Linked DNA regions of Mus musculus: region 2 is linked to region 1. The links are chromatin contacts, found by POLR2A ChIA-PET in ENCODE. All regions are on one chromosome and are shown on one strand. Each heading gives the region's core, a stretch centred on a gene start or an enhancer-like site at or near the end of the contact. The rest is flanking DNA. Distances are from core to core; before and after follow the strand shown.

Region 1 (6,406 bases), core at 2,173-4,672:
TGGGTGTTACCCTGGAGCAGACACAGAAGCCATAGTCCAAGTTGGCAGCATCAGGCCCAGACAGGTGGCTTGCCCCACACAGCTTGGTTGCAAGCAGGGAACATGTTACCTCTCTGCCAAGACGAAGTCCCCATCCTTCAAAGCTGGCACCTTCCTCAAAGGGTTCACCTGGGCGAAGGAATCTGTGTACTGCTGACCTGAGGAAAGAGACCAGAGCATGGAGCTGAGGACTCAGAGACTTTTTAAGGTCTGCTTGTCTCCTTCTCTACACTCAAGCACCAGTTTTCCACAAGAAGCCTCGGTGAAGAGGAAGCCAACAGGCAGGGCAGCGGATCCTCTCACAAATCCATTTGCCTTCACTCCTGGGAAGCCTGGGTCAGAGTGACTACTTGGGTCTGGGAAAGATTCTGTACTTGATTCTGTGCAGCTATGGCCCATACACATCCTAATGCAAACACCCAGTCTTATTCCTGGGCCCTGATCATTCTTTCTATCCCAGGCAAGAACTGGGTGGGTGTGGTAAGAATTTTGGTGTCTTTCTTAAAAAAAAAAAAAAAAAAAAAAAAAAAAGCACAGAAATATTATGGGACTATGTCTTTGTTTTAATCCCAGGTATGGGAATATAGGGCTGCTTCCCAGCAGGTGACTATGATTTAACTGGTGCTCTAGCAAAGGTGTGGTTTTGCCAGCTGCAGAGAATTGTTGCAATTGTATGACATTTTGGAACTCTGGGGAATTTTCGGAAGATATACAAATGCTTGAGCCCTGATGGAAAGGGCTGGTTGGCCAGCTATTGGTTGGGTGCTGTTGGCTGTGCTTTGTCCAGTAGTCATGTGTGAAGAGCTGAAAAGAAGAAATTTGATATCCTAACAGTGAAGATCAAACTTGTCCAGAGGAACTCCATACCCCTAGTCAGCAGGAAGTAATCTAATGATACAATGTTCTTCTCTTTCCCTTCCATCCTTTTTTCCCTTCTATCTAGTGTTAGGGGGTTGAAAGGGTGGAAGAAGAGGGGTGGAGAATGGCAAAAGAAAAAAGGAACCCCAGAGTTGGAGAGATGGCTCAGCAGTTAAGAACACTGACTGCTCTTCCAGAGATCCTGAGTTCAATTCCCAGCAGCCACATGTTGGCTCACAACCATTTGTAATGAAATCTGATGACTTCTTCTGATATGTCCAAAGACAGTGACAGTGTATTCATGTACATAAAATAAATAAATAAATTTTAAAAAAGAGAAAAAAAGAAGCCAAAAAGTAGTCAAAAGTCCCATTACAGGTGGGTTCTTCTATCCAGACCGGGTAACCTGTGTACACATCAGAGCTCCAACATCCTTTTTCTCGGTTCTTAGCTCAACATAGCTCTTGCCAGAACAAGTTTCCCAATCTGCCACTAGGAATCCAGCAGCTCTATACTTCTTTCTTTTCTGTGCCAAGCCCTCAGAGCTCCCTCTTTACTTGAGATTCCCAGACAGAACCAAACCCCATGCCTAAACCAGATCTGACGGTACAAGGTAGGTTGCCTGGTCCATGTGAATGGAGTCAGAGGGCATTTGGGGAACTCAGGTTCTTCTAGATCCATCTGCGGATCTGTCTTTCCTTCCACTGAATGGACTCCATTGCTTTTGCCCATTCTCCTTTCACAAACTGTCCATGTGCAGCCCCCGTCTTGCGACTCAATCTGGATGTACTGAAGAGGTACTGGAGCTAAATAGGACTCAGCTAAATAAGAAGTTCTGGAGTCTCTGCTTGCCCCTCCCCCACCGACTCTCCAAGCTCCGGTCCAGTTGTAACTCTGCCTCTACTGAAACCTGCTTCAGTAGCTGGGTTTCTGCCCCACTCCCCCCGTCCCCCCCAAGGCTAATCAGAGCAGTGATTTTCCAACTCAAGGCAGAGTGGCCCCTCCCACTGTCCTTTCACTCAACCCTCAAGCTGATTGGCAACTTTTATAGAGTTAACATCTAGAAGCAGGTGTGTTTGTGTGTGATCTGGGGGAGGAGGGGAGGAGAGGGGGGGTGAAGCGGGTCTGGCAAGCCTGTAATTCAGCTTCTTGGGAAACTCAACCAGTTCAATGTTTCACTGGGCTAACTGAGAGCGCAACACCGGGACTCACTTGCACCCCTCGCCTGACTGCCAACGGCTGCATAAGTTCAGCAGGCTGCAGACTTCCGGGCCAGCCAGCAAAGCCCACCTTTAAGCACCTGCATGGTATGAAGTTGTAAGAGGATGCTGTTGTTCTTACTGCGACTCTTTCTCAAAATGACAAGTAGAAAGAGCTTTGGGAGCATGGCTCGGTGGTGGCATATATAATAGATATCCTGGTTCGGTCCCCAGTAAAATACACACACACACACACACACACACACACACACACACACACACACAACTAATGGCACGCAAGCCTGGACACTGGAGGGGACTTGCTCTGGTGGACAGGAAACACACAAGAGTCTTGAGTGAAAGATCACCCACCCAAGCAAAACAACCCTTTTCTAGCCCAGCATGCAGAAATGCAAGACGAGGTTCCCTCATTTAGGAAAGGAGTTAGTTCAACTTTTTTTTTTCTCTCCAAAGTCTTTAAGAAGGATCACCATTCTTAAATCTCCAAAGGTGAGATTTTCAAGCCCAGCTCCCCTCCTCTCGCCGTAGCTTCCAGGGCGCCTTTGCATCCGGTATTGGGACTGATGTTATTCACTAGGAAAAGGTCCTTTAAAAATTCACAGCTGATAACTGATACAACTGCTTTCTCACGGGAGCGGCTTTTGCACACCTGGCCTGGCCAGTCACCCACCCGCTGCAGAGGTGGGAGGTGCTCCGTACAGAAGGCTGCACACTTCCCAGCCTGCCAACTGAGCCCACCTTTAAGCAGCTCTATGGTACGCAGCTGGAAGGGGATGCCGTTCTTCTTGGCGAAGATGTAGACAGCACGGCAGGGTTGGGACATCAGGTCCAGGTAGAGCTCCAGACCCATGGCGGAGGCTGTGGGAGTAGCCGCTGGCAGACCTCGGGAACTAGCCTCGGGTGAACTGCCTCTGGGGACAGAAGCCGGAGCAGCCGCAACGGCGAGCAGGAACGGCTGGGTCCCAGCTCCTCAAGTGCCTCTTAGCCTCGATCGGAGCTCGATCCCAATCTTCCTTCCCATTGGATGACCACAAGAACTTTGGGCCAATCAGTGCCGGACTGCAAGTTAACCCCCGAAACAGATGAACCTGAACTATGAGCCCGAGTCTTGGTTTGGAGCCAAACTGGCCCCTGTACCTCCGTGCTTCAGCCAAATGAGGAACGGAACCCAGTAAAGGAAAAACTGACACAACCGGCGTCTCTATTGGTGAATTTAGGGGCAGATTAGCCGTGCTAACTGCCCTCAAATTCACTTTCTTTCCCTCCACTCACAAAAAAGGTTGAGGGAGGAGTGGCTTCGGAGATCCTTGACACAGAAAGGAAGAAGGAAGTGAGACTACCAATCCCATCCAGTTCCTTGGGCCCAGGACTCAGGTTGGTTGTAATGAGTGGCCAAGTATGTAAATGCTAGGTCCACACCCCGTGAGGGAAATGATCAGGCCTCCTTATTCTTATTTATTTCACCCCAGCTAATCCCTCTAGCAGGAGGGAGGATTGAAGACATGCCTAGGATTGGATAAAACTTCTCCGCCTAATGCAAAAAAAAAAAAAAAAAAAGAAAAAGAAAAAGAAAAAAAAGAAAAGGAATCTTCAGTGGCAGCCAGGGGCACCTAAGTCCTATATGACATCATCATTTCCCCAAATCTCCAAATGATGGGGGAAAACCAACTAACCACCACCACCACCAACAACAACAACAACTACAACAACAACAACTACTACTACTACAAGGGCTGGAGAGATGGCTCAGCAGTTAAGAGCATTGACTGCTCCTCCAGAGGTCCTGAACCATCTGTAATGGGATCTGACATCCTCTGCCAGTGTGTCTGAAGAGAGTGACAATGTATTCATAGACATAAACAAATAATTCTTTAAAAAAAAAAGTGTCTTGGCACCACAGATTATTGGGAAACTTGAGAATGGCTTTGTCTTCCTGGTTCCAGACATTTTTTTTTTAATTCTTTAATTCCTTTTTACAGTTCAGTCTTCATCCCCCTCCAGGTCACTACCACCACCCCCATCTCCTGTCTCCTCTACCCCTCCTCTCCAAGAGGATGTCCCCACCCCACCCCCACCTCACCAGACCTCCTCACTCCCTGGGGCCTCAAGTCTCTCACTGAGGCCAGACCAGGCATTCCTCTGTTGTATATGTGTCAGGGGCCTCGAACCAGCTAGTGTATGCTGCCTGGTTGGTGGCTCAGTGTCTGAGAGATCTCAGAGGTCCAGGTCAGTTGAGACTGCCAGTCTTCCCATGGGGCTGCCCCTCCTCCTTAGCTTCTTCCAGCTTTTCCCCAATTCACAGGGGGGCCGAAGCTTCTGTCCATTGGTTGGGTGCTTGTGTCTGCATCTGACTTTCAGCTGCTTGTCGGGCCTCTCAGAGGGCAGTCATGCTAGGCTCCTGTCTGTAAGCACACCATAGCATCAGTAATAATGTCAGGCCCTGGGGCCTCTCCTTGAGCTGGATCCCAAGTTGGGCCTGTCACTGGACACCCTTTCTCTCAGGCTCTTCTCCATTTTTGTCCCTGCAGTTCCTTCAGACTGCAAGAATTCTGAGTCAGAACTTTTGACTGGGATGGGAATCCCATCCCTCCACTTAATGTCCTGTCCTGACTACAAGCTTCCCTCCCCACTGTAGAGCCCTTCATCCAAAGTCTCTCCCTTTTGAGTCCTGAGAGTCTCTCACCTCCCAGGTCCCCAGTTCATTCTAGAGTGTTCCCCCCACTTCCTACCTCCCGACCAGACGTTCTCTCTAAGGAATACCTATCCCCCTCGTTTAGTGTCTGTTTGCCATAGTGGAAGCTGACCTCTCTAAACTGGAAGGGAGAGGCCCCTTCATTTCCCCACCTCTTCCCTTTGGTGTGTAACGGGTCTCCACAAGTCACCTTTGTTTACCTCTCCCCGTCCCCACTCCCAACTACAGCAACATCCAATCTTTCAGCTTCCTTCCTGGCTGCCTTCCAGTCCACTCCCTCACCCCCAACTAGAATACTATCCCAGAACACAACTGAGCCCTTCATTCCTTTTTTTTTTTTTTTTTTTTTTTTTTTTTTTTGTAACTCCCTGAGACAGGGTTTCTCTGTAGACCAGACTGGCCTTGAACTCAGAAATCTGCTTGCCTCTGCCTCCCAAGTGCTGGGACTAAAGACATGCGCCACCACTGCCTGGCAAGCCCTTCATTCCTAGTCACAGTTTGTACCCAAGAGTTTTGAGCATGACCTCTGACCAGGTATTTCCTCCTCTTGACCAATTCTGTAGGTCAGGAAGGTTTGATGATCCTATGAAGGGACAATGTTCAAGAGGCTGGTCCGGCCAAATAATGCATTCCCATGCCTGCAGCTGAGGCATCTGCGATTTCATTCTCCCAGGTCCAGAAGTTTGGAAGGCGGCTGTGATTTGGCTTGCTGTCTGTCTTTGTCGTTCTGTTTCATTGAGATACAATCTCACACTGTATCCCAGGCTAGCATGGATCTCAATATGTAGCCCAGGCTGGCTCTGAGTTCTCAGTGATCTCCTTCTCCTCCCTTGTTTCATCCCTGCTGAGTGCTGGATCCCATACAAGAGCTACCATGCCTAGCTATGACTTCATGGCTGGCGGCAACCATGAGAGGGTCAACGATCCCCAAAGCCTGGGAACCGGAGCTGTCTTTCGGGAAGACAACTGAACGGGATTAGAGGAAGAGGGTTAAAGAAACAACACGGAGAAATTAAAGCCCAAATCAAGCCCCAGTTTATTACCCAGACTCAAGGGGAAAGTAGTGATTATAGTTGAGGTCATGTGTGGCTATCACAGAAAAAGGGTGAAGATGGAGCTGAGCCTGAGAGCCATCATGGTGTGAGGAGTGAGGTGCATCCCCAGTGTAATGCAAGTTGTGAATTGTGAACTGTGAGTTGTGAACTGCCGCAGCTGGTGCAGGGATGAAGCGTCTGACGTCACTGGATCATTGCCAGCACTCTGGGCATCAGCTTCTGCTTTATGATGAGGTCAGCAGGGGGACAGTCCTTCACCTTCAGGATGACTTCATGGGCTTCCCGGAAGAGGTCCTTCCCCACAGCTGCCTCCACTCGCTGGTACCATGCAGCCAGCCTGGGATGCCCTTCAAAGACTGGGCAGCCACCACCTACAGGCTATATCAAGAAGGGAACAGAATTTACGGCTAATTTTGCTTCTTAACTTGACACACATAGAAAGAGAGAACTCAACTGAGGGATTGCCTCCATCGGATTGGCTTGTAGGAATGTCTATATGGGGGCTTAGTCCACTGTGGTGATGTTAATTCTGGAAAGATGGA
Region 2 (6,155 bases), core at 68-2,567, 150 kb after region 1:
GGGAGGAAAGCTGAAGTCTTAATGAAAGAGGCCTGCTACAGAGGCTGCTTAAAGAAACCAGGTTTGGGACACCTGAATGGGCAATGCATGGTCCTGAATAGTTTTGACCCCTGTTGCTGAGGCATTTGAATTGTTTGTGCCAAGTGATCTCTGTTGTCACAGTAAAATAAACACTGAAAGAAGAGGAGAAAGAACTCAAGGCCCCCTGTGCCCTTTCTACTCTGGCCAAAGGTTATTATTATTTGTTTTATTTTGTTTTGTTTTGTGGGAGACAGTTCTGTGTAGCCCTGGAACTCAGTCTGTAGACCAGGCTGGCCTCGAACACACAAGATGCACCTACCTATACCTGCCCCCCCCCCAAGTTCTGGGGTTACAGGTGTGTGCTCTTTTAACCTTTTTTTTTTTTTTCTCTCTCCAGAGGTTATGGCATGATCCCAGCCAAGGTCTCTGAGGAAAAGTCTGTGAAAACCGAGTTCCAGAGGACAGGGAAGGGCCTTTGGTGATCCTGGGATGGTTATTTTCAAACTCTGTCTTGTGATGGGTCTCAGAGAACACAACCTGGCCTGCAGTCTCCATTCGCTTCTCCGCTGGCGGTCTATGTGTCTCTTTCTTTCCTCCTGGGCTCGTGGCAAACCCCTATTGCATTGCTTGAGTTCTGACAGAAAGACCTGCCCTCGCTGCCCCGTGCCTAACTAAGCCTTGGGCTTTCCAAAGCTGACCGGTGTCCCCAGGACTCGCGTAGCTCCGCCCTGCACTGGGATAGCTCCGGAGCCCTAAATCCAGGAGGTTAATGGAAGGGCGAGCTTTGGCCCCTCCCATTTGGAGGGCGTGGATCAGAGGCCCCGCCCCAGATCCCGCCCATTTCACCTGACTCTAAGGACGCTGCCGTGTTAGTTGCCCGGCACTGAGCGAGCGGCTGCTACGGTCCACGCTTCTTACTCAGCTCCAACTTGATCCCACCGCAGTCATGCCTCGGGGAAGCCGCAGTGCGGCTGCCAGGCCGGTCAGGTGAGAGAGAGAGCGACAGGGACCCCGTGGGGTCGGGTGAGGGAAACGTGGGTGCTCTCCCAAGGGCGTCCGCAGAATGACCTTGGAGTCTGCTGCGCCATGTTGGCTGGGGGGTGGGGTGGGAGGACGGGGACGCAGAAGCGTGAGTCTAAACGAGGGTCCCACTGGACCCTGGAGTAGAGGGGTTTATTCCCGGAGCATTAACCTTGTTTCTCTCCTCTTGCTTCCTGCAGCCGCCCAGCCCCGCCTCCTGCGCACCCACCACCCTCAGCGGCCGCCCCGGCACCTGCCGCTCCCGGCCAGCCGGGTCTTATGGCTCAGATGGCATCCACCGCCGCAGGCGTAGCCGTGGGCTCAGCTGTAGGGCATGTCATGGGTAGCGCCCTGACCAGTGCCTTCAGTGGGGGAAATTCAGAGCCTGCCCAGCCTGCCGTCCAGCAGGTGAGCGGGAGGACTCAAGAAACGGAGGCAGGATTCACACATGGTTGCATAAGGAGCTGCTTAAGAGTCCAATGAGGAGTGGCCCAATGTATTCAGAGTTGCCTCAGACCCAGGATTTTGAGGGTCCTAACCCTCATGGTCGTTAAATCTACTGTCACTCGCTGGAAAGCTCGCCCAGCCCTCATTTGAAGGCAAAATATCTGACTGTCGGAGACTGACATGCACTAGATCTATTTTTTTAAAGATATATTTATTTATTTATTATATGTAATTTAACTGTAGCTGTCTTCAGACACCCTAGAAGAGGGCATCAGATCTCATTACAGACGGTTGTGAGACACCATGTGGTTGCTGGGATTTGAACTCAGGACCTTCAGAGCAGTCGGTGCTCTTAACCACTGAGCCATCTCGCCAGCCCCCACTAGATCTTTTAAGAGGGAGACCTCTCAAGATGGGTACAAAGACTTGTCCAAGGACGCCTAACCCTAGCGGAGCGGGGAAGAGATGCAGTATTTCCCAAAGCCCTCATTCTCACCAAAGCCCAGCCTGTCTTCATAGTATCTGTTCCCTGGTGACCTGTGCCCCACAAGGGTGCTGCCACTCCCCACCAATCTTGAGCCCAATCCAAATGCTAGTTAGCAGTGTTTGAGTCCTAGGTCAGGAGAATCCGTGTGGCACGAGCCAGGAAAGTGTTGTAACTTGGGGTAGTCTAGCCCTGGGTCACTCAACCTGCCTTAAACTATACTTGAAACATCCCTAGCTAGGGCTAGGGAGTCGGGAGAGACAGGAAGCCTCCAGCTTTGGCACTTACTTGTGGGTACCACTTTTGAGCTGACAGTTGCCTCTTGTGCTCTTCCCCAGGCCCCTGCCCGGCCTGCCTCTCACCCCCTGCAGATGGGGCCCTGCTCCTATGAGATCAAGCAGTTCCTGGACTGCTCCACCACTCAGAGCGACCTAACCCTGTGTGAGGGCTTCAGCGAGGCCCTCAAACAGTGCAAATACAATCACGGTGAGCAGTCATTTTGGTGCATGTGGGGGTGGAGGGGTGGACCCTTCGGTACCTGCGCGGGCTGGCAGGCTGGCGAGCTGATCGGCTGATCAGCGCTTTGTGCTGTGGTTCCCTCCACAGGTCTGAGCTCCCTGCCCTGAAGAGGCTGTGGGCCTGCTCATCGCCTAACCCCTCACCGACAGCTTGATGGAAAGGAGAGGTTCCATGTGACTGGGAGTAAGGAAGGATCGTTCTCACCCCGCAGACTAACAGGAGACATAATTATTCAATTAAAAAGTTTACTTTAGACCACAGCCTGCTGTGTGCCCATTTACTGCCCTGTTGGCTGGCGGGGGGGGGGGGGGGGGGGCAGGATCAGGGGAGATAGGGGAACAGCTATCTTGTTAATGTGCTATGCCTCATCTTTGCGGAGGTGGGAGAGAGGATGTGGGAGTTGGGGATCTTGTTATAGAACCCTGAGCTGTCCTTGAACCTCTGGGATGGGAGGAACTCCTATCTGTCTGCATTGTGGATAGTCAAGGACACTCCTAAGCAGGGAGACTGGAGAGGTATTTGCAAGTGGTCCCCTGGGACCTAAAACCTCAAGAGGAGCCTATTGTCTCTGCCCACAGGAACATCTGTGTCTTTTCTCTTCTTATTTTGTCCTTGAGTTCTTTTTTCTGCACTCAAATGGGGTGGGGTGGGGATCTCAAGCGCTCGGGGAGTGGGGGGGGGGCAACTCTCACATCCTGTCTGTGACCTTTCCCTTCTTGCTGATGTAACTTCTTAGTAACCGCCAGATCCTGGAAGAGGAGTCCTGCTGGATTGCTGTCTGTTTGCAGTTGATCATAAAGCAGAGGTCAGGGCCAGTCCCCTTGGATTCAAGTCCAGCTTGGCTGTGGTGTACCGGCTCATAGAACCTGCTGGAATGGAAGCAGGCCCTTAAGACCACAGCTCAGAAAAAAAAAAAAAAAAGACACAGCTCAGATTGCTTCATCGTACAGTCGCTACGTTCACTGAGTTCAGTCAACAACATGCATTGAACACCTACTGTGTGCTAGGCTGGAGAAACGTGGGCCAGCTTCCTAAACGCAGAGTATGTGTGCCTTTAGGATGCTGATAGTCCAGCAATACTGTGGGGTTTTATCTCTGGTTACAGTCCTGGGTGTGTCTCTGTGTGAAAGTCAGTAAAGATCCCTTTTGGATTTTCCTGGGTTCCCCTACCTTTTTCTTTTTCTCTTTCTTTCTTTCTTTCTTTCTTTCTTTCTTTCTTTCTTTCTTTCTTTCTTTCTTTCTTTCTTTTTTTTTTTTTGGTTTTTCGAGACAGGGTTTCTCTGTGTAGCCCTGCTGTCCTGGAACTCACTTTGTAGACCAGGCTGGCCTCGAACTCAGAAATTCGTCTGCCTCTGTCTCCCAAGTGCTGGGATTAAAGGCATGTACCACCACCGCCTGGCAAAATCTTTATTTATCTATCTATCTATCTATCTATCTATCTATCTATCTATCTATCTATCTATCTATCTATTTATTAATGTATGCATGTATTTAGAGATAGGACCAACTAAGTTGCTCAGGCTATCTGTCTGTCTGTCTGTCTGTCTATCTATTTATTAATGTATGTATGTATTTAGAGATAGGACCAACTAAGTTGCTCATGCTGTCCTTGAACTTACTCTATAGTCCAAGCAGGCTTCAGATTTCCAGTCTTGCCACTCAGTTTTCCCCTACCTTTTCTGTACCTGGCTCTGGCTCCAGTTAGCGGTTTCTAGATGATAGGGAGGTCACCCTTCGAGACCTTGAAGGTGGGGGACCTTGTTCCCGGTGGCCACGTCGAATGCCCGTGCGTCTTCTCTGACTATTGCTTGTGGTTGGAAAGCCAGAGAGGCAGCACAGCTCCTCTGGAAGGCCCAGGAAATCCTGTCACTGGGAGGTGCACAGATGTGTCCCCACCCAAACTTACCTTAATACTCACCTGCTAACTCTGGATACTGGTCATCCAGGTTGTCCAGGAGTGACTCATAGTGAGTAGGGGTCCCATCTTTCCCTTCTACAGAGTACAGAGAGGACAAAGGGTCCTAGACCATCTGCAGGTCCCCATAATATCCTTTAATTCTGTATCTGTTTCCTGGCCCAGGCCGGGGGATAGGACAAGCACTGGGTAGGGGTGGTTGGGGACAGGGCCCAGCCAAAGCTGAGGCTAAACAGGATCTTAGTTGGTCTGTGCCCTGCTGTCCCTCCCTTATAGTGTAACATACAAAGGGGTCTTAGGCCCCACTTACTAATGACCTGTACCAGGACATAGGTCACTTGTTCCTGTATCAGGGAACAGGCCATGGATGGGGCCTGAGTGGTCTCCTCTTCTAACTTCACCAAGTGCCCATCTTCAGCCAGGAGGGCAATGGTTCCTGGGAAGACATGGACAGGCAGTATCCTGGCATGGGACCCCAAACCCTCCCCTCCCCCCACCCCATCCCCCAGTCCTTTCAGGTCTTCTCACCTCCTGGGGGAACCCGAGCTTTCTGTTTCAGATGCACCGTGAAGTTCAGCAGGTTGCACCAGGGGTTCACCAGCTCCCGGCAACCCGCTAAGGGAGGGGCGGAGATGAATCAGCAGAAGTGACAGCCGCCTCCTCCAACTAAAAGAACTCCACTCCCACACCCAGAGACACCACTGGGATTATGGGCTAAGACTCAGTTTCGGGCCCAGTCCCCTTGGCAAATGCTTCTCAGACTACAGACTCTTCCGTCCATCTCCTGCTGTGTAGAAGGTTGGGGACCACAACTGAAGTCCTCCCCAGACTCTGGCCCTATTTCTTGTTCTTTCCTCTTGAGAACAGCTTTCTCACCTACCCATCCCCCGTCCCAGTCTGTATCCCTCCTTCCTAGGTCTCTAGGGTAGAGGGAGATAGAACTCCTGAGCATGGCTCCTAAGTACGGTTTAGGGACGGGAACTCTGCTTACCTCCAAACATCACAGTGATAAACATCCCTGTAGAAGGAAGGAGACATATCATGGAGCTTTGAACCTCCTGCTGCTGCCCCTTTTCCAGTCTCCACCCAGGAACCATGCATGTGAGTTTTGCTGCATTAGGTAGGCTTGGCTCCTGGCTCTCTGGTCTGGCCCCTGCTCACCTACTGGCTCAGCTAGTCCAAGACCACTGGCCTCTTCTTTCTTCTGCTGCTTTCTGGGTGCCAGCAGCTCCCTGAGCTTCCAGTGGTCTCCATGACACTGGGAGCTGCCAAGACATCTAGGCAGGAAATGCTTTTATCCTCAGTATCCTGGTAACTGGACCTACGGGGCGGACCTTCAAGTGACGCTCTGGTCAGACCCATAGCCTGGGCTCCAGACTGAAGTCCCTAGGTGTGGTGGTATGAATATGCTTGGCCCAGGGAGTGGCACTATTGCGAAGCGTGGCTTTGTTGGAGGAAGTGTGTCACTGTCAGGGTGGGCTTTGGAGACTCTCCTCCTAGCCCTGTGAGAGACAGTTTGCTCCTGGCTTCCTTTGGATGAAGATGTAGAACTCTTTAGCTCCTTCTCCTGTGCCATGCCTGCCTGGATGCTGCCATGCTTCCTGCTATGGTGATAATGGGCTGAACCTCTGAACCTGTAAGCCAGCCTCAATTAAATGTTGTCCTTAGTAAGAGTTGCCTCAGTCATAGTGTCTGTTCACAGCAATAGAGACCTAACTAAGTCACTAGGATACCTGGATACTGTTTCAG

The links. ChIA-PET counts read pairs that join two places held with the same protein, here RNA polymerase II (POLR2A).
Region 2: POLR2A ChIA-PET joins it to region 1 with 10 read pairs in embryonic stem cell. The contact joins the enhancer-like site here to the promoter of Gstt3 in region 1. POLR2A ChIA-PET finds 5 or more read pairs at or near these places in 4 of 5 experiments (Patski and embryonic stem cell).

What each region holds. Positions count from the first base shown.
Region 1 is chr10:75,777,992-75,784,397 of GRCm38, forward strand. It overlaps Gstt3 (glutathione S-transferase, theta 3), which reads right to left and starts at 3,423. Exons shown (of 5, transcript NM_133994.3): 1 at 2,856-3,423; 2 at 110-197. The coding sequence starts at 2,967. It overlaps Gstt1 (glutathione S-transferase, theta 1), which reads right to left. Exons shown (of 5, transcript NM_008185.3): 5 at 5,822-6,242. The coding sequence ends at 6,048.
Region 2 is chr10:75,934,997-75,941,151 of GRCm38, forward strand. It overlaps Chchd10 (coiled-coil-helix-coiled-coil-helix domain containing 10), which reads left to right. Exons shown (of 5, transcript NM_175329.4): 2 at 419-1,008; 3 at 1,242-1,449; 4 at 2,311-2,458; 5 at 2,579-2,754. The coding sequence starts at 968. The coding sequence ends at 2,598. It overlaps Gm867 (predicted gene 867), which reads right to left and starts at 5,676. Exons shown (of 7, transcript NM_001277132.1): 1 at 5,568-5,676; 2 at 5,398-5,424; 3 at 4,935-5,021; 4 at 4,717-4,842; 5 at 4,410-4,484; 6 at 4,166-4,335; 7 at 2,727-3,360. The coding sequence starts at 5,422. The coding sequence ends at 4,193. Within about 2 kb of position 1,318, at least 3 of the 3 ENCODE cell types and tissues checked have a DNase peak (open chromatin) inside an H3K27ac peak, as active enhancers do.